Linked DNA regions of Homo sapiens: all the other regions are linked to region 1. A link is a loop called in an ENCODE intact Hi-C map of the cell type or tissue named here. Cell type or tissue: CD14-positive monocyte. All regions are shown on one strand. Region 1 has its middle 40 kb from the start of LPCAT1. Region 2 overlaps LPCAT1 (lysophosphatidylcholine acyltransferase 1). Region 3 holds the start of MIR6075 (microRNA 6075).

The links. A loop is a pair of places that touch in the nucleus more often than their neighbours do. Peaks named below come from ENCODE experiments on the same cell type or tissue, not always from the same donor. Only the 100,000 strongest peaks of a DNase experiment are listed, where the experiment ranks them.
Region 2: a loop joins it to region 1, with 7 times the contacts of the local background. A loop is called at or near these places in 2 of 110 quality-filtered maps.
Region 3: it touches region 1 in a loop (1.8-fold over the local background); 10 of 110 quality-filtered maps call a loop at or near these places.

Annotation. Positions count from the first base shown.
Region 1 is chr5:1,559,926-1,567,925 of GRCh38, reverse strand. No RefSeq gene overlaps it. Among named protein-coding and RNA genes, the nearest start is that of LPCAT1, 40 kb to the right of the region's middle. RefSeq lists an enhancer at 1,236-2,217. In CD14-positive monocyte, no CTCF peak of the experiment used is centred here; a DNase peak (open chromatin) is centred at 3,655; H3K4me3 peaks cover 1,164 bases; H3K27ac peaks cover 1,429 bases.
Region 2 is chr5:1,470,117-1,478,116 of GRCh38, reverse strand. LPCAT1 (lysophosphatidylcholine acyltransferase 1) reads left to right here. Exons shown (of 14, transcript NM_024830.5): 9 at 631-713; 10 at 3,432-3,557; 11 at 4,007-4,160; 12 at 7,193-7,291. Among named protein-coding and RNA genes, the nearest start is that of SLC6A3, 29 kb to the right of the region's middle. In CD14-positive monocyte, no CTCF peak of the experiment used is centred here; DNase peaks (open chromatin) are centred at 616 and 3,076; H3K4me3 peaks cover 648 bases; H3K27ac peaks cover 6,670 bases.
Region 3 is chr5:1,508,329-1,516,328 of GRCh38, reverse strand. All of the region lies in intron 1 of LPCAT1 (lysophosphatidylcholine acyltransferase 1), which reads left to right. MIR6075 (microRNA 6075) reads left to right here and starts at 5,473; the gene lies at 5,473-5,567. RefSeq lists enhancers at 1-423, 424-983, 984-1,544, 1,545-2,103, 2,664-3,223 and 3 more and a silencer at 4,261-4,555. In CD14-positive monocyte, a CTCF peak has its summit at 4,208 (motif pointing left); DNase peaks (open chromatin) are centred at 8 and 2,438; H3K27ac peaks cover 1,913 bases.

The DNA.
Region 1 (8,000 bases):
AGTAGGATTAGTAAAAGAGGAAGGCCTCTGTCTCCTGCCTTCCCCTGGGAACGGAATGTCTCAGTATAAAACTGATCGTACATTTGTTCAATTCTGAGATAGGAGAAAAACCACCCTGTGGTGGGAGGCGAGACATGTTGGCCGCAATGCTGCTGTTACTCTTTACTCCACTGAAATGTTTGGGTGGAGAGAAGCATAAATCTGGCCTACGTGCACATCTAGACATAGTACCTTCCCTTGAACTTACTTGTGACACAGATTCCTTTGCTCACATGTTTTCTTGCTGACCTTCTCCCCACTGTCACCCTGTTCTCCTGCCACATTCCTCTTGCTGAGATAGTGAAAATAGTAATCAATAAATACTGAGGGAACTCAGAGACCGGTGCCAGTGCGGGTCCTCTGTATGCTGAGCGCCAGTCCCCTGGGCCCACTTTTCTTTCTCTATACTTTGTCTCTGTGTCTTATTTCTTTTCTCAGTCTCTCATCCCGCCTGATGAGAAATACCCACAGGTGTGGAGGGGCTGGTCCCCTTCATTCTATAGTTATTATAAATGTACAGGAACATCAAAAGGAACTTGTTTGTATAATGTCACAGTACAAGGTACGTAGCCCAGGAAATGACCAATCTGATGGGTGTTATAACCCATCCAAGCCCCCTGCGACCACCGTTTTTAAAATAAAAAACTGGTCCTTTCCTTGGCGATACAAGTAAAATAATAACTAGAAGAGAAGAAAAAGAAATTCCCAAACAAGTAACTTTAAAATTTGATGCTTGTGCAGCCATTAATGGTAACAAGCTAGAATTAAAATGGAGTTCTCTTAACTAGGAAAAGAGCTACACAGTAAAAAATAAATATGTTTGTCATAAGTCAAGGATCTGTGAAAATTGTGCCTATTGGCCATGTGTTATTTAGGCTACTTAAAAAAAGGACAAAAAAGACCCAGTTCACCTTCAAAAAGGGGAAGCCAATCTCTCCTGTGCTGCCGGTCACTGTAACCCACTAGAACTAATAATCTCTAATCCCCTAGACCCCCACTGGAAGAAAGGAGAACATGTAGGCCTGGGGATTGATGGGACAGGGCTAAACCCCCAAGTTGCTATTTTAGTCCGAGGGGAGGTCCACAGGCACTCTCCCAAACCAGTGTTTCAAGCCTTTTATGATGAGCTGAATCAGCCAGCACCAAAGCTTCAGAAAAAGACAGAGCCACACACACCCTGCATCACCCAGGCAGGGAAAATGAGCTGGGCTGTGGGTGCTGGGAAAGCCATGCCTGCAGCCCCCTTCAGAGTCAGGCTGCACTGCACAGGGAGCCTGAGAGAAAGGTGGAGAGGCCTCCTGAGCCCGGCTCTGGGCATCACAACAGCTGGTGCCTTCCAGTCAGGTTTGCACCGCCAGCTACGGGGAGGTGGCTGGCTGACGGTGAGTTGGTGCCCAGGGTTCTTGGTCCCGTCCCACATGGCAAGACACAGACAAGACTGCCCAGCCACACAAGCCAGTGAGTGAGAGGAATTCCCCAAAGTGTGTGTCTGGAGGCCAGGTGGGTCCCTCGACCTGCATCTAAAGCCCTACCCCCCTGCCCCCGACAGCCTCCCCTGAGGTGGGTCCCGGCACACGGTTGCTGCCTCCAGGACAGGGGACATGAGCCCACAGTGTGGGCCGCCCCTGGCCATCCTCCGGGGCTGGCCATGGCCATGGTCGTGGCACCCTGGGGGCCCAGTATGCAGCAGTGGAGGCCACAGTGACAGGAAGTGCCAGGGTGGTCTGGCAGGCGCCCAGGCCTTCCCTGGCTTCAGCCCGTTGTCTGGCCAGTTGCGTTCCCCAGGGGCCACCCGATGCCTCTGGCACTCTCCATGCTGGCTGGGAAGACCAGTGTCGGCCACTTGGCCGTGGGCAGCCTCCTTCTGGCACTAGCACGTGCCCCTCCCTCTGTCCTCGCTCTGCCTGCCACGTCCACTCAGCCACATGGCACCGGGGTGTCTTCACCTGTCCAGCCTCCAAACCTGGTGGGCCTCAAGGGCACAGAGCTCTGCCCACCAGGCTGACATGCCCCTAGGGGGGACTGGACTGGACTCAGGACGGTCCCTGCTCATGGCAACCTTGCTGTCCACCTGGGCTCCTCGGCCTGGGTGAGTCCTTACTGGGGAGAGGGCTCCTCTGCCCTCCAGCTGATGGGTGTGTGCTGGCGGACACAGGTCAGGAAGCAAAAGCAGGAAAACCAGGGAAGGGGCGTGCAGTGTGGAGGCGAAGAGGGGTCCTCCCCTGGCCAGTGTGCGTAGCCAGTTGCACCTCACGTCCCAAGGCCATGCCCAGGAGCAGCCCCCTGCTGTGTGTCCAGGGGGCAGGGCACTGACCCCACTTCACCTTCCCCTTAATCCAGCCGTGACCCTGCTCCACGCCAGGATGCGCTGGGATGGCTCGGGGGCAGCACCCTGCACAGCAGCTCTGGCTCTAAGCTGCACAATCGGATGTCTTGCATAGTCACCGGCTAATCCAGGACAGGCTGGTGAAGGTCACTCGCCTGGGCATGAGTCGCCACCCTGCACCCTGCAGGACAGGTAACTTGGAGAGGGCTCATGTTATCTTATTTAACAAAAACATTGCCCAGAGCATGGTATGATAAAGACCTGGCAGGAATGGAGAGCGCCTCCCACAGAACTTTCACCAGGTGCAGGGAGGCAGGATGCCCATGGGGCGTTTGGGCAGATGCCACAGGGCGATGTTGGGTGGGACCCCCAGCTACCGGCTCCAGGAGGGGTGAGGAGGCCTTGGGCTCCTCTTCCAGGCAGCCCCACTCAGAGCCTTGCACAGAGGGCGGCGCTGCATGGAGGGGCAGCCGGAGCCAGGCCAGGAGCAAGAGGGCCAGAGGGAGGCAAGGTGCAAAGCAAAGCCTGGAAATCCAGACAACACTGGGAACATCCTGCACTCTCTAAGTTCACCAGTGCACAGACCCGCCTGTGGATGGACTCACCCTTGTCCTCTGGGTCCCGCCTGTGCCCAGGACTCCCAGGACCTCGGAGGTATACTCTAGGCATGATCTTCATTACTCTGCAGAACTGTTCACCTTAATTTGCTGGAGGTTGTCTTAAAACATGGCCTCTATCCATCCACATATTTAGCGGAATTGATTAAAATAAACTTAATACTTTCATGTCATCCTTTTAGGGATTTCTTCAAAGGTTTAGATATTTCAAGCACTGTGTTGATTCTATAATTCACCTGCTGGAGAGAGTTGGCTTAAGGGATATTCTGAAATGAACAAACAGCCACAGTCACCTTTGAAGAGCCGCACGTTGCCCGTCCCATCCCAGCTCTGAGCCTCTGCGAGGTTCTCCCCTGCCTGCTGAGCTCCCTCCCCTGTGACACCAGGAGCGGCCCCTCCTCCCCACACTGCAGGGGCCTCCAGATCCCAAGGGGCAGGCCCAACTCCCTGAGAAACTCAGGGACCAGTAGCCACTGTCTCCCTGGGGACAAGGGTTTGTCCAGAAAATGTGGTGGGCAGGATGGGTTGGATCTGAGACAGGCCTCCAGGTGCCGGGGTCACAAGCCAGTCAGCCCCGGCAGCAGGCGGTCACCGCAACATGTCAAGGCTCTTGTGACTTCGAGTGTGGCTCCTGGGAAAGGAACCGAATGGGCTGACTCAGTGTGGCCCCTGGAAAAGGAACCGAATGGGCTGACTCAGTGTGGCCCCTGGAAAAGGAACTGAATGGGCTGACTCATGTCGGAGACGCCTGTCAGCCTCTCTCAACCTCACCCCTCTCTGGGAGGCCAGACACTGTGCCAGGACCCAGAGGGTGGGAAGTCACAGCCCAGAGGATGGGGTTGTGGGGGAAGGTGAGGAGGACATAGGGGAGGTGAGGAGGACAGGGGGAGGTGCGGAGGAGAATCTCGGATGCCGGTGGGCCAGGGTGCCAGTCACCAGGTGAGTGCCTGCAGCTGCCCTGGCTCGTGGCTTCTGTGGCCTGCAGGCTCTGCTGCTTTTTGGCATTGTGAGTGCCGGTAGCCTTGTCCACAGGAGGAGACTGCTTCTGCAGAGCAGGGCCCCCGACGGGCCTTAGCAAAACCCTGAGGACCTTGGACCTGAGGACCCTCCACAAGGAAAGGTGGGGGGCAGGGCTGGCCAGAGGGGCTCTTTGTATAGCTGTTGCTGGGGGTGCTGCTTTACCAGGCCCTCAACTGGGTGTGAGAAGGTGGCTCCTGGGCACAGCTGGGATGGCCATGCTGGGGCCAGCTCCAAGTCCCCTCTGCCTTCAGGGACAGAGGACATGGTGCAGAGGCATGGCCTTGAATCCATGTGGCTTTTCTACAGGCTGTGGGTGAAAACCACCCAAGGATTCTGGGGTGAGCTCCAGACCATGCGCTTCCAGTGAGTGAGGGGAGCAGCAGCAGCGGCCACATCTCAGGAGCCTGTCTAGGGGCTGTCCTCCAGAAAAGCAGAGGCAGAGACATGAGGCAGCAGCCCCCGGAGACCCTCCCGCACGTGGCCAGCCAGCGTGTGGGGCCGCATCAGCCTCCTGACAGGAGGGGTCCCCAATGTGGCATCAGTTCCTGGGCCCTGGAAGCTGCCTGGTGTGGGCTCGCAGCCGCTTGACCAGGCTCAGCCAGGGAGGCATTTCCAGAAAGCTTCCTTCTCGTCCCGAGAGCTGCCTCTGTTCTGTGCTCACCCGGCCTGCGGCTGGCACAGAGTGTGGTTTAGGACCGCTGCTCTAGGGGCTGAGGAGCGTGCAGCCTGCGTGACCAATGGCACGATGCATCCTGCTACCTCCTGAGACCCCTTAAAGCGTGGTGATGGCCGAGCACGTTGAGGCCCTGGAGCGACCCAGCCCATTCCGGGCGAGGAGGCCCAGCTGGAGCTGCTGCGGGGAACTGAACTCCCTGGGAACAAGGAGTCCTGGGGCTGAGGCTGAGCTGAGTGGAGTCTGGAACAGAGAGGAGGATTCAGGACCTCAGTTCAGTGTGAGGGTTTTAATTTTCAAGGGTAAGAGTTTGTGTGTATGAATGCTGCTATGGTCTGAATGGGTCCCCCAAAATCCATGTGTTGGAACCTTAATATCCAGTACAACAGTGTTGGGGGTGGGGCCTTTGGGAGGAGCTTAGGTCATGAGGGCGGAGGGTGGATTAAGGCTGGTGCCTCGATGTGGGACTTCACAGCCCCCAGAACTGTGCAAGAAAACAACCTGTTCTTCATCAGTTACCCAGCAAGAAGCATTTCGTTATAGTAGCACAAACAGATTAACACACATGTATTGCTGGGGTGTGTGTGTGTGCGTTTATAAGTTTGTAGATGTATGGTATTGCGTTGGTGTGTGTCTGTGTTATGAATTTGTATGTATGAGTGTCGATGTGTGTGTGTGTGTGTGTCTATAAGTTTGTAGATGTATGGTATTGCGTTGGTGTGTGTCTGTGTTATGAATTTGTATGTATGTCAGTGTGTGTGTGTGTGTGCGCATTTATAAGTTTGTAGATGTATGGTATTGTGTTGGTGTATGTCTGTGTTATGAATTTGTATGTATGTGTGTGTGTGTGCGTTTATAAGTTTGTAGATGTATGGTATTGCGTTGGTGTGTGTGTTATGAATTTGTATGTATGAGTGTCGATGTGTGTGTGTGTGTGTTTATAAGTTTGTAGATGTATGGTATTGCATTGGTGTGTGTCTGTGTTATGAATTTGTATGTATGAGTGTCGATGTGTGTGTGTGTGTTTATAAGTTTGTAGATGTATGGTATTGCGTTGGTGTGTGTCTGTGTTATGAATTTGTATGTATGAGTGTCGATGTGTGTGTGTGTGTGCGTTTATAAGTTTGTAGATGTATGGTCATGTGTTGGTGTGTGTCTGTTATGAATTTCTACATATGTGTGTGTCGGTGTGTGTGTGTGTGTGAGTGTATGCATGTTTGTATGTTGGTAAATATGTGAGTGTGTGCACGTGTGTATATGTGTTTATTAGTTTATGCATATATGTGTGTTAATCAGTTTGTGTGTGTGTGTGCATGTATGCCACATTCCTTGTGAAAAGAAAGATATTTTCCCAAACACGGAATGACCCAGTGCCCAGCCGTGTTCCTGGAGCCTTGGCCGTTCCACTGTGTGAGCTGTGCTCAGTGAGCCAATGTCATGACCTGGAAAAGCTGCAACCCAAGAAAGGGACCCAGCCCTGCCGTCCCCCAACATGCTGGGTGAGCTGCTGCAAACTCACTGCACAGTCACCCTGGATCCTCTGAAACAAGGACTTTCTGTCCCTGGGACCTCTGTCCCAGGCTCTCTGTGCACCCAGGAACCACCCAGACCACAGGAGCCGAGAGTTGAGGTCGCGTGCACGACACCAGGGAAGATGAGGGGCCTCTCTCACCTCGTCCTCCTCCTCTTCCTCCTCTGCCAGGTCCAGGTCTGTCCTCCGCCTTCCCCTTATCCCCACATCACTGCAACCTCACCCTTCCCTCCACATTCTTATTATCCAAGAGAGCAAGTAAAGAACAGTATTTAGTTGAGTTTATTTTTCACTGAGATAAATTTGCATGTAACAAAACTAAGAATAAATCTAATTAGTGATAATCCATCAAGCAGGCTAAAAGATGTAATCTGGATTAGGGAACATTGTATCTTTGTCTGCATCGTTGAAACAGACGACTTTCATGCATATTTATCAATGAGAAAACGAGGCACCAATGTTTTTGCGATGCCTGCTCTAGTGACTGTACAAGAGTCATTTACAATTAACACAGTTACTGAAAATGGAATGTTTGTGAATGGGATTTCTTTTACATAAATGAAGATGTCTTAAAATCCTGTTACCCTGAAAGTTGACTCACTGAATTCTCATTTCATGGATCCAGGAAAGGCTATCCCAGTGTAGCAGGACGAGCCGCAGACAAAATTCCTCAGACACCAGCTTAAAGAAGGAAGAGGTTTGGCTGGGTGCAGTGGCTCATGTCTGTAATCCCAGCACTTTGGGAGGCTGAGATGGGTGGATCACGAGGTCAGGGCATCAAGACCGTCCTGGCTAACATGGTGAAACCCCCTTTCTACTAAAAATACAAAATAGCTGGGCGTGGTGGTGGGCACCTGTAGTCCCAGCTGCTTGGGAGGCTGAGGCAGGAGAATGATGTGAACCTGGGAGATGGAGCTTGCAGTAAGCCGAGATCATGCCACTGCACTCCAGCCTGGGTGACAGATCAAGACTCTGTCTCAAAAAAAAAAAAAAAGAAGGAAGTGGTTTATTCAGTCGGGAGCATCAGCAGACTTGCGTCTTAGGAGCCGAGCTCCCTGAAAAAGAAATTATTGGCCTTTCTAAAGGCTTACACTCTAAGGGGTCCACGTGAAAGGGTCGTGACAAATCGAGCAAGCGTGGGGAACGTGACTGGGGGCTGCATGCATCAGCTAACAGAACAGAAAGTTTCGCGATGCTTTTTCATACAACGTCTGGAATTTACAGATAACACAAGTAGTTTAGGTCAGGGGTTGATGTTATTATTATTTTTTAATTCCTAGGGCTGGGTGGTGGTGCCAAGGTCATCTAGCTATTTATCTTACTTTTGTTTCTTTCCAACTCTTTGCTTTCTCTCTTTCCTCCTGTCTTGTGAACTAGGCAAGGTGGGCAGCAGGAGTAGTAGTGGTCTCCTTCCTTACTAGGTGGACCCCTTCTGAACTTCAACAGTGGCGACTGGTGGTTTCTGTAATGAAATTTCAATTTGACCCTCATCTGAGAAGAGACAGTATCTGGTAACACAAAGCTCAGGAACTGCACACGATCTCTCACGAAAGCTTATGTCCAGTTTCCATCTGGTGCCAGCCCACTCGAAGGGCAGCTAAATGTCACTAGGCAGGTCCTGCTGGCAATAAGTGTGACATAAGATGCAGATTCAGTGAAGCCAGGCCCATCGTACGACAAAAGCTTGTGAGGGTTGGTTTCTCTGTCAGATTCCAGGTTCATAGATAGGATTCAGTGAAGCCAGGCCCATCGTACGACGAAAGCTTGTGAGGGTTGGTTTCTCTGTCAGATTCC
Region 2 (8,000 bases), 90 kb after region 1:
CAATAATCTGTTCCAAATGTAGGAATAACGTGCTGCATTATCCCCATTACAAAACTGATGCTGTCAGAAATGGGCGTAAGCCCCTCTGTGAGATCAGGGAGCTGGATGTTCTGATGTAGGCAGCAGGAGCTCCTAGGAGCACTGACGGGGGTGAGTGTAGATCAGAGAGCCAGATGTTCTGATGTAGGCAGCAGGCGCTCCCAGGAGCACTGACGGGGGTGAGTGTAGATCAGAGAGCCAGATGTTCTGATGTAGGCAGCAGGCGCTCCCAGGAGCACTGACGGGGGTGAGTGTAGATCAGAGAGCCAGATGTTCTGATGTAGGCAGCAGGCGCTCCCAGGAGCACTGACGGGGGTGAGTGTAGATCAGAGAGCCAGATGTTCTGATGTAGGCAGCAGGTGCTCCCAGGGAGCACCAATGAGGGTGAGTGTTCAGGTGCACACGTGTGCAGTTCATGCATCATGGGGGTGTGTGTGTGCGTACACACACGTGCACATGACAACTTTGAAGACGGTTCTAATGGGCGTTACTTTGACAGATCTTAATTTTGTCAGCCTCCCAGTTGTCGTTACAGTGGTGTTGCTGAGGTCAGCGTCTTGTGATACTAACGCAGCTTCTCTGTGTGCTCAGTTCCTTCCTGTGTACAGCCCTTCTGAGGAGGAGAAGAGGAACCCCGCGCTGTATGCCAGCAACGTGCGGCGAGTCATGGCCGAGTAAGTGAGCAGCTCCTTCCCCCATCGCCGAGTCAGGGGTGTCTCCCAGAGTGCTGCTCTCTGTATATTTAAAATAGGCAACAGCGTTAGGAAAAGGCATTCTTGCAGAAGTGCGGGAACCAGCTTCATGCATGTTGGTGAAGCGTGCTTGGCCTTGTGCTGTGCGCCCCTTGTTTCCCTCTGATGGCATTTCACCCTCTTTGACGTTGGGAAGATGCATGACTGGTTCTTCCAGACCTGCCTGCAGCCGTTGGTCACCCCAGGTCCTATGTTTCCTGTGCCCTAAATGAGCCAGCGGGGCGCTGGCCTGGGCCAACTTCACATCTGTGCGGCGGCCTCCACGCCTACCTTTGCTCATCTGCCTGTGTGATACTTACCGGTGCCCTTACTCTATCTGGCAGAGTGGAGTGGTGGTTGCACATTTAATCTTGTAAGGTGACTTGTGCTGCTTACACAGTTGTCGTGCATGCAGTTAGGAAGAGGGAATGTCCTCGCTTCCCATGGTCCCAGGTCCCCTGCTTGCATGGCCGGCAGTGCTGTCGGCTCACACGCCCTCCCCCTCTCCCTCCCTCGGTGTCGTCAGCTCACACGCCCTCCCCATCTCCCTCCCTCAGCACCTTCCATCCCTCAGGTCCCATTCCCCCCACACTTGTCCTTGCAACCAGGTCCTCCCACCTGGATTTACCCCCACGTGAATGCCTCCCTAGTGCTTCCTCCTGCAAAGCTCTGTCCAGTGGAGCTAGAGCCTCCCCTCCACCGGGCGGCTGCCAGACCTGAGCTGCAGGAGCCACTTGGAAGCCACATCAGCCTCGGTCCACCGGCCCCACCCCCAGGCTCCTGCTGCAGCAGGTCGGGGCATGGCTGGGAACTCGCCTCTCCAGAGAGCCCAGAGGGGAACACAGCCACGGCCGGGCCCATCAGAGTGTGCCTGGCTCTGACCTCCGAGCCACTTTGTTCACACTCCGCTGACACCCTGAAGATTCAGCTGGGCGGCCCGTTCCCTCACGTTCCCATCCTCTCCCTCCCAAAGCATGTGTCCGAGGGTAGAAATGGGCCCGGCAGTCTCTGTCCCGCAAAGCTCCACTCAACCCCCACCACAGGCAGCTCTGAACAATACAAAAAGCTGAGTAGGCGCCGAGCCAGGGGAATGCATTCCCACCTCCAAGCCCAGCACCTGTGCTCCGGACTGCTGCCAATACTGGCTACTTTTGGGGACTTAGGAGGAAGAGAACAGATTTTACAGCGCTCAAGGAGAGATCGCCTGTGGGCCTCACTGATTATTTTAGAACCCTCCATTTCAAACAGACTCCGAGGAACTTGTACTTTTTTTAGGGTACGAGAGTGCTGCCATTTCCATTGTAGTAATTCAGAATTCTCTTAAAACCCCACTCCAAATTACCGGGAACCATGTTTCATCACATCAGGGCCGTTGGAGGGTCTGCCACCGTCAGCAAAACCCCCCACCAAGGAACATGGGAGGGAGAAGCAGCCTCGGACTCCTGGGCCTGGGCGGGGCCTGTGCAGCCCCACTCGGAGTGGAGATGGGAGGGAGAAGCAGCCTCGGACTCCTGGGCCTGGGCGGGGCCGTGCAGCCCCACTCGGAGTGGAGATGGGAGGGAGAAGCAGCCTCGGACTCCTGGGCCTGGGCGGGGCCGTGCAGCCCCACTCGGGGAGTGGAGTTGATCATGAGCAGAGGGACCCTGGCAGCGCCTCCTCCCGGCTGGTTTCCCACTCCCGTAGTGGGTCCTAGGAGGCAGTGTTGGAAGCACGTTCTCCTCCCCTGCCCGCTGCAAGGATGGTGGCACCCCAGGGTGGCAGAGCGCACACATCCTTCCTCGACCTTGGTTTTCATCTGGGATGGGGCTCGCCTCTGAGTCATTTGGGGTTCTGAGTTGAATGGCACGTGTGCAGTGCTGGCCTGGAGAGAGGTGCCACCCAGGACGGGCCATCAGGAGAGGCCGGGGATGGCCCCAGGTGTGGCTGGCGGAGGTGGGTGGTTCTCCCAGCCAGGGCTCCTGGTCCCTGGCTCACCTGGAGTCACACGTGGCGGGGCCAGGACTGCTGTGAGCTTCACAGGCAGCCGCTCAGTTGGGCCTTGTCCTTTCCTGTGGATAGCCTGAGACTCTCCTGTTCCAAATGATGATGCCTAAGTTTGCCAAGGGGAACTTCAGCGGCTCTCAACTAGGACTAGAGAGGCACCGATTTCTCATCACCTGAGCACACACGGCACGGTCAGAGCAGCTCTGGGAGTGAGGGCACAGCCCGCCTCACTCTGCTTCATCCTGTGCTTCACAGACAGTTGCTTCACGTTTGTGGCAACCCTGTGTTGAGCAAGCCTATTAGCACCGTTTTCCAGCACTGTGAGCTCACTTTGGCGTCTCTGGGTCACATGTTGGTAATTCTCGCACCATGAGCTCACTTCGTGTCTCCACGTCACATGTTGGTAATTCTCACGCTGTTTCAAACTTTTTCACGATTCTCACGTGATGGCAGTCTGTGTCAGTGACCTTTGGTGTGGCTGCCGTCATCGTTTCAGAGCACCCACGAGAGGTGAAGCTGATCGATGAATGTGTGACTGCCCCACCAACTGGCCCTTCCCCTGTCTCACTGCCTCTCCTCAGCCCTCCTCTCCCCTGAGCCATCGGCGGTTATTCTGGTGGGGCGGTGGGAACTGGCTGCCACGAGGCTGGGCTGACGGGGGTGCTGCCCTCCTTGTAGGGCCTTGGGTGTCTCCGTGACTGACTACACGTTCGAGGACTGCCAGCTGGCCCTGGCGGAAGGACAGCTCCGTCTCCCCGCTGACACTTGCCTTTTAGAATTTGCCAGGCTCGTGCGGGGCCTCGGGTGAGTACCTGGTTCTTCTTCCTTGAGCATTAGCTAGAACCCGTGATGCCGAGGTCTGGCGGGGGCTGCCTGGGGTTGCAGGGAGGGGAACTGAGGAGATAATTATTAATTATTCTGGCTTTTTTCAAATATCAACTTAAGCCCACATAGTGTCTTTCAATCCCTTAATGCTGGCATCAGCTGTCTGTGGACGGCGCCCCAGGAGGGCCACCCTGTGTCCTGCCACATCTGCCCTGGGAAGGGAACGGGTCTCAGGGGCACAGGCACCTGGCTTGACACTTGGACAGAACACATCTCGCACCTTCCAATTAGGAGAATGCCTTTTCTTGAAAACTAGCTTGCTGCTACTTCTGTCAATTTTAATATTTTGATGAGTCTTAGAAGTAAATCTGGTGTTAGCATGCCACCATTTTATTGAAAAAGAAAGCTTTCCCTCTTTTTTTGTCTAGGCTAAAACCAGAAAAGCTTGAAAAAGATCTGGACAGATACTCAGAAAGAGCCAGGATGAAGGGAGGAGAGAAGATAGGTATTGCGGAGTTTGCCGCCTCCCTGGAAGTCCCCGTTTCTGACTTGCTGGAAGACATGTTTTCACTGTTCGACGAGGTAGGGCCTGTCGCCTGCGGAGCGGGGTGTCGGCAAAACCTCCTGCTTTTTGAAGCATAAATTGTTCTCATTCTAATATAAATATATTTTCACATGAATTTGAAAGCAGAGAAGGAAAACCACCCATCACCACCCCACCCTATCATTTTGAGGTATTTCCTTCCATGCTTTTAAATACGCGTACACATTTGACGTTTAAATTACCCTTCACTGATGAATGTGCCTGTGGTTTGGGGTTTTTCAGTGTGATTACGGAGTCTAACAATATCAAACTGTGACACCCAGCCTGGGGTCTCCAAGGGACCCCCTGCAGGGTCCCCTGCTCACCAGAGCTGCTCTTTGCAGCGTCAGAGTTTCTAATAACACGCCCGTCCTCTATGATCGGCTTAGAGGCTCCCCGCCAGCCTGTGGGTGTGGGAGGGCTTCCTCCTGGTGCAGCCGCCCACTCCCCTCTGCCCTCCGCACGTCATCCCCAGGTCCTCGTCGTAATTGATGAGGCATCCACGGTCACACCAGGTGGCCCTGAACATGGCGGGCAGCCTCGGGGTTTTAGGAAGGTGCGAGGTGGCACGCAGGGGCGGGACAGGCTGCCACGGCGAGCCACAGGTCAGCCAATCCTGGTCTTTTCTGGGTGTTAGTGTCACAGCATGGACACTTACACTGTGGTCCTGGAGGAGCTGGTGATACGCCAGGGTGTGTGTAGAAGGCTCCTTCAGCCATGACTGTCCCGTGACAGCATGAGATGTCCCGTGTGACAGCACCATATATGTTTTGCACCAACACGGAGCAGCTGCAGTGCAGTCCTGGGTGGAACCCGGGCTGGCAGGAGGCCTCTCTGGCCAGAGAGCAGGTGAGGAGCACTCAGGACAGGGGGAGGACTCTGGCCAGAGAGCAGGAGGAGCAGGAGAGAGGAGAGAGGAGCACCCAGAGGCAAAGGAAGGACTCCCTGGTTGGAGAGAGCAAGAGAAGATGAGGAGCACCCAGGACAGGGGAAGGAGGCTGCCCCGCAAGTATGCAGAGTGTGAACCAAGGATCACAGTGCGTGGCTCAGGGCATTCTCCCACACGCACCAGAGGGGCCCCCAGCCACGGGCCCTCTGCTACAGGGCAGCTGGAAACAGTGTCTCGGATGCGAGTCCTGCCTAGTGTCCGTAAGGGGCCCCCAGCCGCGGGCCCTCTACTACGAGGCAGCTGCAAACAGCGTCTCGGATGCGAGTCCCTCCTGGTGTCCGTGCCACATCTGCAGCTGCGTTTGCACTCAGGCGCTTTACCACAGTGTTGGAATTGAAACGTGAAATGGTGAATACTGGTTTCACAGGCAGCATTCCTGGTTTCACAGGCAGCGTTCCGAGGTAACTTATGACACTGTGCAGTTAATTTTTTATTTTCTGCAATTTCAGATGCACATGATCTTATGAGATAGGAGTATTCTCCATTTACACCCAGGACCTCAGACCCCCAGCCCGAGACCTTCCCAGAGCCAGGGACTTGTAGTCATTTCCACCTGCCAGACACCCAAGCCCCAGTCCCAGTACCCCATGCCTTGCAAGGGGTGTGGCGTAGCACAAAGAAAGCTATCAGTTCCCTCAGAAGACCTTCAGGGACCTGTGTGCGTCTCACCCCTAGCACCTACAGCCTGTGGTTGACACAAGCGTAGAGGGGCAACTACTGGTCAAAGTCCTCCCTCTGCCCCTGGGTGCTCCTCACCCCCAGCTCTCTGAACAGGGAGTCCTCCCTCCGCCCCTGGGTGCTCCTCACCTCGCCTCCTCCTGCTCTGACCAGAGTTCTCCCTCTGCCCTTGGGTGCTCCTCACCTGCTCTCTGGCCAGAGTCCTCCCCCATCCTGGGTGCTCATTATCTCCTGCTCTCTGATCAGGGAGTCCTTCTGCCCCGGGTGCTCCTCACCTCACTTCCTCCTGCTCTCTGACCAGAGCGTCCTCCCTCTGCTCCTGAGTGCTCCTCACCTCCTGCTGCCTGGCCAGAGTCCTCCCCCTGTCCTGGGTGCTCCTCACCTCCTGCTCTCTGGCCAAAATTCTTCCCCTCTCCTGGGTGCTCCTCATCTTCTCTTGCTCTCTCCAGCCAGGGAGTCCTTCCTTTGCCTCTGGGTGCTCCTCACCTCCTGCTCTCTGGCCAGAGTCCTCCCCCTGTCCTGAGTGCTTCTCACTTGCTGTCTGGCCAGAGTCCTCCCCCCTATCCTGTGTGCTCCCCACCTTCTCTTGTTCTCTCCAACCTGGGAGCCCTCCCTCTACCCCTGGATGCTCCTGCTGCTCTCTTCCTGGAACCTCCTCCTGCTCTCTGACCAGGGAGTCCTCCCTCCACTCCTGGTTGCCCTTCATCTCCTGCTGTCTGACCAGAGAGTCTTCCCCCTGTCCAGGGTGCTCCTCACCTCCTCCCGCCCTGACCTGGGAGGTTCTTTCCTGTGGCCTGGGCACACCCTGCAGCCACGTGCAGACTGTCCCCATCGTCATCAGAAGTGCAGACCCTGTCAGCCCCCACCTGTGCCTCTCACCACCCTGCTCACTCACATCAGCATGTCCCTGGAGACTCTGGGTGTGAGGAGTTACTGAGAATGGTCAGCGCGGGGCTGACTGGCTTCCACAGCTGGCCCGGGCTGCTGTTTAGCTCCACGTCACAGCTCCGGGTTCACCTTCTTTCTGCAGGATGAATGGGTTGCCATAAACAGACCAAATTCCTAGAGCCCAGAATCAGCCTTGGTGCTTAGGGGGTATTCTCAAATGCAGGTCTTGGCAGGTGGCAGGCATTGCATCGCGTGTGCTTTGCTGAGGTGCTTCCTGTGGCAGCCTTGTGAACTTTGGGAAGTCACTGTAATGGCCCCAAGAAGTGTACACAGCACAGTGACCTTGGAGAACCCACTTGGTGGAATGTCCTTCCAAGATTCCCTTTTCACATGGGCAGATGTTCCCGAGTGAGAGTGGGACTGGCCTTTAATTAACACCAGCACCCATGGGAAACCCTGGCGTTTCTCCAGTGCCGAAGGCGGCCGAGCTGTGGCTGAGAGCGTCTCTCCCCACAGAGCGGCAGCGGCGAGGTGGACCTGCGAGAGTGTGTGGTTGCCCTGTCTGTCGTCTGCCGGCCGGCCCGGACCCTGGACACCATCCAGCTGGCTTTCAAGGTGAGTGCAGAGTTCACATGGGTTTGACTGGGGGACAGGGCGGTGCAGTCACGTCAGCACCATTGTTCATTTCTCTAGTTCCTTATAATATCAGTTAATTGATCATTTGCCCAACTGCTATTTTTACGTAAGCTTTTTATGCTAGCTGTTGTTTGTAAAATGCCCAGAAAACTCCCAGATTTATTTCTTCCTGGATTAGCAATCCACACTCATCAGAAAGCATGGCTGAGGTTCTTCCTGGGTCCTGGGGCACCTGGGTGGGGCTGGTGGTGTCACACACCATCACACACTACAGGGCACCTAACACAGGGGCCACACACCTTGTCCTCTCTCCCCCTCAGACTGGACTGGTGAAGAAAGCACGGCTTAGGAGCTGCCCACCTCAGCTAACCCCAGGGGCTACAACATGTCAGAGCCCAGTCATCACCACTGGGGGAGTCTGGGGTCCCAGCCCAGCTGCAGACTCCTGGGAAGCCCTCAGGACTTGCCTCACCACAGGGAGTCGCTGCTCCCTGGGGGCTGAGTGGGGTCTGGGTCAGGCCTGGAGGGCGGGAGGCCAGGTAACCCTGAGGGTTTGGCCTGGCCTATTCTGAGGCTCCAGCAGCACCAATGTGGATTTCATCTGGGATAGAGCTGGGCCGGCTTTGCCTGTACAGAGGCACAACTTTACCAAGGCTTCTCACAGGGTGTGACTCACATTAGCCAGACT
Region 3 (8,000 bases), 52 kb after region 1:
ATCATCATTGTGACATCCTCCTGGGTCCCATGCATCCATCAAGCTCAGCACATCCCAGGCTAGACCTGTCCTGTCCCTGTGCCAGGCTGTCTGCCCAGTCAGTGGCCCCAGGACCACGTGGCGCCTGTGCCATTGGGGAAGTCTCTGTAAAGAGTGGGCTCTCCTCTCCCTCACCTTAGAGCGATCAGGTCATTTCTGCCTCCCCCACAACTGCCACTGGGCAGTGGCCTCCAGCCCCCAGCAGCCCTCCCTCTGTGTCCACAGCTGCACGTCAGGCTGGTCACCTCTGTACCTCCCTGCACTCAGAGGAGTGGACATACTTGCCAGGGCCCACAGCCCCTGCCCACTCCCATTCTACCCACTGGCTGAGCAGGGGTCAGCCTTGCCTCACAGACGTTACTGGTGGTCCAGGGGCTCCCTGCAGCTGGGGGAAGCAGGATGTCCTGGGTGGAGGGTCTCCCATAGCCAGGGACAGGGCCAGGATGTGCTTGGTGGGCTCCCTGGAGATGGTGGCGCAGACCCAGAATTGTGGGGACAGAGGCACTCCTGCAGCTCGGGGGAGTGGGGGTGAGCCAGGATGTTCCGGGGGGCCCCCTGTATTTGCCCGTAGTGTGGAGCAGGGTGTACAGGGCAGGCCAGGGGCTCCTGCAGCTAAGTGGGTGGGACTTAGGCCAGGATGTTGTGTGTGGGCGGCAGTGGGAGGTGGGGGAGGGTCCCAGTATCTGTAGATAGTGCAGGGCAGGGTATACAGGGCAGGCCAGGGGGTTGGGCCAAGATGTTCTGGGGGGCCCCTGTATCTGCGGGTAGTGTGGGGCAGGGTGTACAGGGCAGGCTGGGGGTGGGACTTGGGCCAGGATGTTCTGGGCTGGCGGGGGAGGTGGGGGACCTTGTATTTGCGGGTAGTGTGGCGCAGGGTGTACAGGGCAGGCTGTGGGCTCCTGCAGCTTTTGAGGGTTTGGGCCAGGATGTGCTGGGGGGCTCCCTGTATCTGCAGCCAGTTCGGAGTAGGAAGGGCCGGGCAGGCTGGGGACTCTTGTAGCAGGATCCCCTGATGCAGGATGTGCTGGGGGGCTCCCTGTATCTGCGGCCAGTTCGGAGTAGGAAGGGCCGGCAGGCTGGGGACTCTTTCTTGTAGCAGGATCCCCTGATGCAGGATGTGCTGGGGGGCTCCCTGTATCTGCGGCCAGTTCGGAGTAGGAAGGGCCAGCAGGCTGGGGACTCTTTCTTGTAGCAGGATCCCCTGATGCAGGATGTGCTGGGGGTGGGGCTCCCACCACAGGGGGCTTGGGAGGTGCTCTCCACCAGGGCCCCACTGGCTTTCTGCAGATGTTTGTTAAACAAATGCAAGCAGCTAGAAATGCCACGGATCCTGAATTTCAGGATTCTTTTTACTCAGACCAGGCGGGAGGTCCGGGGAGATTGGCGTTTCCCTGGGCCACAGCTCCGGAGGGCCTGTCTCAGGGCCTGGGCTGAATGGGAAGCGTGCTGGTATGTGTGAAGGTCCTGTTTTGGCTGGAGGTGGAAGGTGGGGTCCTGGCGGAGCACGCAGGGGGACCTTTTTGTTGGAATGATCCCAGGAGCCTGCTTCTCCTGAGCCCCCCACGATGTATCACTGTCTGCAGCGCCTGCATGGTCCACAGCCCCTGAGGTCCTCGGACACCAACAGAGTGAAATGCTGCTGCAGACCTCGGCCTGGCGGCGTGCCTGGCGGCGTAGGGTGCATTCCCAACCTCGGAATTAAAATGTGCAGAATGTACACCTGGGGGTCAGGGTGTGGGGCGTTTGGTTCACTTGACCACCTGTGGGCCCCGTGTGGACTTTGAGTCCCCCAGTGCGGAGCAGACTCCCAGTGTCCTGGGACACAGCCTGGGGCTCAGGACTGACCTGTCGAAGGAACAGTACTGAAGAAACAGGCTGCCTTTCACCGCGAGCGTTTGGCATGGCTCTGCTCTGTGAAGCTGTGAGGCCCGTGCACCTGCGATGGCCCCTCGTGCTGCTGTGGCTGCAGTGCTGGCATGTGGACCCTGTTTGTTGTTTTTGGATATCGCTCACTGGGCAGATGAGGCTGGGGCCTCCCTGTGCCTGGCCTGTGCCGGGCCCCTTGTGCCCAGCATCTCCTGTGCTTCTCCTCCCCTCGGCCTCGAGGACAAAGCTGGTGCCTCCCAGGAGGGCCCTGGCATCTCCAGCCTCTCCCCAGCCGCTGGTGGTGGGGGTTCTGCTCTCGGGCTGCCCATCTGGCCCCGTTCTCATTGGAGCTTCTCCACGGCTCCTGGGACTCCCACCTCCAGGGCCCGTTTCTGCACGTGGGAGCTTTGCCTTGAAAGCTGCCTTCTGAGGAAATGTAATCGCAGGGTGTCCCGCCCCACGGGTGAGAGCCTGTGGAAATGGAGGAAATGTCATCACAGGGTGTTCCGCCCCACGGGTGAGAGCCTGTGGAAATGGAGGAAATGTAATCACAGGGTGTCCTGCCCCACGGGTGAGAATGTAATCGCAGGGTGTCCCGCCTCACCGGTGAGAGCCTGTGGAAATGGAGGAAATGTAATCACAGGGTGTCCCGCCCCACGGGTGAGAATGTAATCGCAGGGTGTCCCGCCCCACGGGTGAGAGCCTGTGGAAATGGAGGAAATGTAATCGCAGGGTGTCCCGCCCCACGGGTGAGAGCCTGTGGAAATGGAGGAAACATAATCGCAGGGTGTCCTGCCCCACGGGTGAGAGCCTGTGGAAATGGGTCAGGTGTAACCGAGTCCCCGCAGCCTCCAAATAGGAATCTGCAGCTAGTTTCTGCTTTTGAAGCTTAGCCTGTGCCCACAGTGGAACGTGTGCAGCCCAGAAGCTTACACTTCTGAGTTTCTGCTCCCTTCCCTCCTGTATTCTTCTTGCGAGCACCTGCCGTGAGCCAGGCCTTGCAGGAGCTGAGCCCTCGGGGTCACCAGGCAGCAATGGAAGGGCCTCCCAGCCTGCAGCCTGTATTGTGGAATCTCTCCTCTAGAGTGTGGGGCTGCAGGTTGGACATGGGGGACGTCATATGTAGGGACCAGAGGGACAGAACTCTGGCTGGGTGTCCCAAACCCTTCAGGGAAGGGGGATTTGTGCAGAGCTTTGCGGGTGAGGAGGCATGAGGACTGTCTGGGAGAGCATGTGGGCAGGACCCGGAGGCCAGCCTGGGGACCGGAGGAGCGGCTCCGGCACCTGCCTGCCATCGGTCATCTTGAAGCAGGAACTGGGGCATCGGCTGTGATGCTCACATAGCCACCCTGCCTGGGCCCTCCCTCCGTGGGGCTCTGCACTCTCTACTCCTGATTTCTCAGCTGAGCTTGCACCTCCACCCCACGCCCTTTTCCCGCAGGCCCACACCAGGATGCCGGCGCGTGCCATCTTTACACGGGCTGCACCTGTGCCGTCTGAGCCAGGTGGTGCTGCGGTTTCCGTCGGTCTCGTTCTGCCTGCACCTGGACACCATTTGTCCAGAGTGCACATTGCAGGTGCTCAGGAATTGTCTGCAGAATGAGTAAGCGTGTTTTCTTTCACACACCTTTTTACTGGTTACTTTCCAACAGCACCAATGTGTGAGCACCATGCCCTGTGCTGGCATCACGGGTGTGAGCCAGGGTGTCAGGGAACGCTTAGTCCAGACAGCAGAGCCCCCCGATGGGAGGAAGACTCCAGGTGAAGGCGTGGGCCATACATAGCTCAGGGGGCCCGAGGGAGTCAGCCCACAGGGCACAGCCTCATTCCAAAGGTCACAAGGTGTCCAGGAATCTGCATTTGTAGTACACAAGGTTGAAAGTCTGAGATGTGGCCCCCCGTGGGCACTTCAGCAAGCTGTGTCTTCTCCAGTGACTGCAGGGTGCTTGCCCCAGATGTTGGGGGTCTATGGCCCTTGATTCTACGGGAAGCATGGACACTGGGTGCTTCAGGGATAGTGAGAGGGAGGCTCTAGTGTGGGACTGCTCTTGGGCCGGGGCCTTGTGACCCTGTGAGCCTCCGTGGGATGATGATGCAGAGCTGACAGTGACTCCGAAGGCGGGTGTGGCCGGCCCAGCGGCTCCATATCTTCCTGATTGGACATGGGGCATGGAGGGCCTGCCTGTGTGGCACCACCCAGCACATAGCCCCACTGCGACTCACGGGGCCGCACGCCACACAGGAGCTCAGACTACTGTGCCTGCCAAGCCCTGTCCGGGTGGCCGTGGGGCTCACTTTACTGGCGAATGAGCAGGGCTCTAAGTGTGGTACGCCCTCTGCCACCTGCTGTGTCCTGGTGGTGATGTGGGGCTGCCCAGGTGGAGCCTCCTTGCCTGGCCTCAGCAGGACCCAGCCCACCCTCCAGACACCCGCTGAGACCGGGAAGTGATGCTCCTCCCAAGCCACAGAGCTTAGGGACAGCTGGGGCTGCAGCTCAACACAGCCATCCCCAGCCATGAGGCTGCCTCCTTGGGGTTGTTGGCTGAGTGGCAAGCAGGAGGGTGCCACCATCTGGGAGCAGAGGACGATGCACAGCTTTGCTGTGCAGATGCATGAGGCTGCTCGATGGACCTCCCTCCTGGAGGGGCTCGGTTCCTGGCCAACCAAGACTGGAGTGGCCTGATCCCACTCAGGGATTCCCTGGCTGTTCTCTGACCCTGTCTGCAGGAAGCAGCTCTGTGTTCAAGAGAGGAATTCAAGCAGTGTCCTGATGGCAGAGTGAGTGAGGCGTACAGGTGCATCCCCACGTAAGGTGAGCAAGGTGAGCAGATGACATCCCCACGTAGGGTGAGCGAGGTGAGCAGGTGCATCCCCAAGTAGGGTGAGCGAGGTGAGCAGGTGACGTCCCCACGTAGGGTGAGCGAGGTGAGCAGGTGCATCCCCAAGTAGGGTGAGCGAGGTGAGCAGGTGACGTCCCCACGTAGGGTGAGCGAGGTGAGCAGGTGCATCCCCATGTAGGGTGAGCGAGGTGAGCAGGTGATGTCCCCACGTAGGGTGAGCGAGGCGTGCAGGTGGTGTCCCCTGAGGGGTTGGGGCCACGTGGTCTCTGATGCCACGTCTGCTACAGAACCTAGGTAACTGGGACACACAAACAGCGCGCGCCGGGGAGGTCAACCCCGCAGAGCCAACCGTGAGCCCAGGTGCAAGAGAGGAGCTGTGCGGTCGCAGTCGGAGGTGCTGTGTGTGGAGATCCACAGAAAGGCCTGCGTGGGCATGAGCAAGTAACCGCAGTGACTCCCTGGTCTCTTCTTGCTGGGATATGGGGCTTCAGTGCCGTCTTAGGGGCCCAGGGTTTTCTCAGAGCCAGTGCCCCTCAGACGCTGGTGGGGACGCCCCGCAGGAGGAAGGTGTGCTCCCCCATGGCTGTTTCCAGAAAGCAGGACTAACCAGGGCCTGCAGAAGCCATGGGAGACAGCCTCCACCCACGCTGCGGAGAGCGGCCCCTGCTCCAGAGACACTGCACTCCTCCAGGCCCGCCTGCCCTCCAGCAGCGGCCCTTGCTCCAGAGACACCACATGCTCCTCCAGGCCTGCCTGCCCTCCAGGTCATGTTCCAGTGTCCCACAGATGCAGCACCACGGCCCAGGCGGCATTGGTGTCACCCCAGGGTGCTACCTGCATGCTACCATCCAGTCCCAGTGACGACACTGGTGCCAACGGTCCCAGGGCCGTCCCTGTATCCTGGAAGCTGGCTCACAGGGGAGCTGGTTGGGTGTTGATGGGGGTTCCCCAGTCACAGGGTGTCGTGGTTTAGACATGGCCAAGACCAGACTGGCTTTGATCCCATTCAACACCGTGCAGCATCCTCGTAAGACGCCCGTGGACTGGAGTGGGTTGAAAATGGTAAATGGAGTGGTCTAGGAGAATCACTGTGCTGTGGGACTGCGGGGCCGATTTGCAAATCCAAAGGGAATTACTGAACACACTGTCATCTCGCAGGCAAGAGCCTCGGGTAGGTGATGGTGCCGAGGGTTCTGGTGAGGACGGTGGAGTAGAGATGACAGCGGCGGGAGGCGGTACGGCTGGTTGAGGGTTTGCAAAGAAATAGTTCAGTTTTAGAAAAGCTATATTTAATTTTAGATTTGAGTGGGAGAGCGAAGAAGAAACAGCTTTATAGATAGCAGTAAGCACGGGCTGTGGGGGAGAGGGGTTCCTGCGGGGAGGCGCAGATCCTCCTGCAGTCACACGGGGTGGGGGTGAAAAGCTCCAGAGTGTGACCTCACTGAAATCTAAGGTCAGGGAGACAATGGATGTTCACAGGGGTGAGAAAAAGACAAAGAAACCCACCATAAATTTGGCACAAGATGTATATACATTTATATAAATGAGAAAATTACACAAACAGAAATGGGAATACCCAGTAAACATAAAATGTTCCTCCCAATGAAACCGTCCCCGTGATGTGGCCTGCGCTCCTGGCAGCCCATCCCTCCTCCTGCAGGCCTCACCTGGGATCTGTAGCGCCTGGGGTGCGGGCCGTGCCTCGGGCTCCAAAGGTAAGAGTGGTTGTGTGTGCAGAGAGAGCCCACGGCAATGGTTCACGGTGCCACTTTTTCACATTTCCTGTCTGCTTTTAGTATCGTTAACTATGAGAATTCATTGTGGGCGTGATCGCTGATTCCATATTTGAAGGCAGCGTTTGGTTTGGACCAGAAGTCATGTTATATGAATAAAGGTGTTTTGGTGATTGGGGAGACAGAAAAGGAGGGCGTTTCCTGCTGCTGCCTTGCTCGGTTTGTGTCTGTGGGTGCTGGACGGGAGTGGGTGATTCCCGAAGCTCCCTCCAGCTCTCAGATGCCGAGGGCGGGCTGGTGGTGTTTGCTGATGGAAGTGCCGGCTCCGTCCGATGGGATGCCTGAGAGAACTGCTGTGCTTTCAAAAGTTGTTCTTTCTCTAAAAGGAAAAAGCAAAAGAAAATTAGACCTTGGACAGCAGGCGCCTGTGTGTGCTGCCGCTCGCCCTCTCACCGTGGGAGGAGTGCACGTTCTCTCGTGGATTTGCAAGCGCACTGTCGCATATCCTGTGGAGTTGGGATAATTTTTTCCACATAATTAAAGCAGCAATGTTGGGATGCACCTTCAGGAGGGAGCATTCCTGTGAGCTGCCTCCACCGCGCTAACCGTAGAGCTTGGGGTGGCTGGCACTGAGCATCTGCCCCGGCCGCCTGTGCGGGATGACGCGGCCTCGCGGCCTTCGAGTCTCCGGGCGCCATCCTTTGGGCAGCCTCCCCTCCACCCCTGCCTCGTTGCAGGTGCATTGGAGCCCCTTCACTGGCTGGGGCACTGCAGTGTGACATCTCCAACAAGTGGGCTCGGAGGGGCCGCAGCATCCCTGCGCCTGGTGGGCCTCACCGCAGCACCCCTGTCGGGCACCGCGATGGCGTGAGTGCACACGAGAGGGACCACATGTTCTCTGGCAACCTCGTGTCTTTGAGTTCAGCACTGATTGTGAAACGCCGGGTGATGCTGGGGCCTGGGGCTGCTTACGGCCCTGGTGGCCTTGGCAGAGACGAGGGAGGGGTTTGCCAGCTGCCTGAAATCAGAGAGCCTGGGCCTGGGCATTGTGACCACCGGCGCCTTCACTCAGAGACTTCCAGAGAGTTCCAGGCCAACATTTGGATGGCCTTGTTTACATTTAAGCCAAGAGTCATCACTTTTATACTTTTTATCATGGGAAATTTCAAACATATGTCAAGTGTCTTTCTCAGCTCCGGCTTCCATAATAAAGTGCCTCAGATGGGGCTTAAACCACAGACATTGTTGTCTCACCATCCTGGAGGCTGGAGTCCGAGACCGAGGCGCAGCAGGGCTGGTTCCTCCTGAGGCCTCTCCTGGGCTTGCAGATGGTGCCTTCACCCTGTGTCCTCACAGGGCCGTCCCTCCCTGGGTGTCTGTGTCCTCATCTCCTCTTCTTATAAGGACACCAGGCAGGTTGGCTCAGGGCCCCCAGATGATCTCATTTTACCTTCGTCACCTCTCTAACAGCCCCTTCTCCAAATACAGTCACCCTCTGGAGTCCTGGGGGTCAGGACATCAA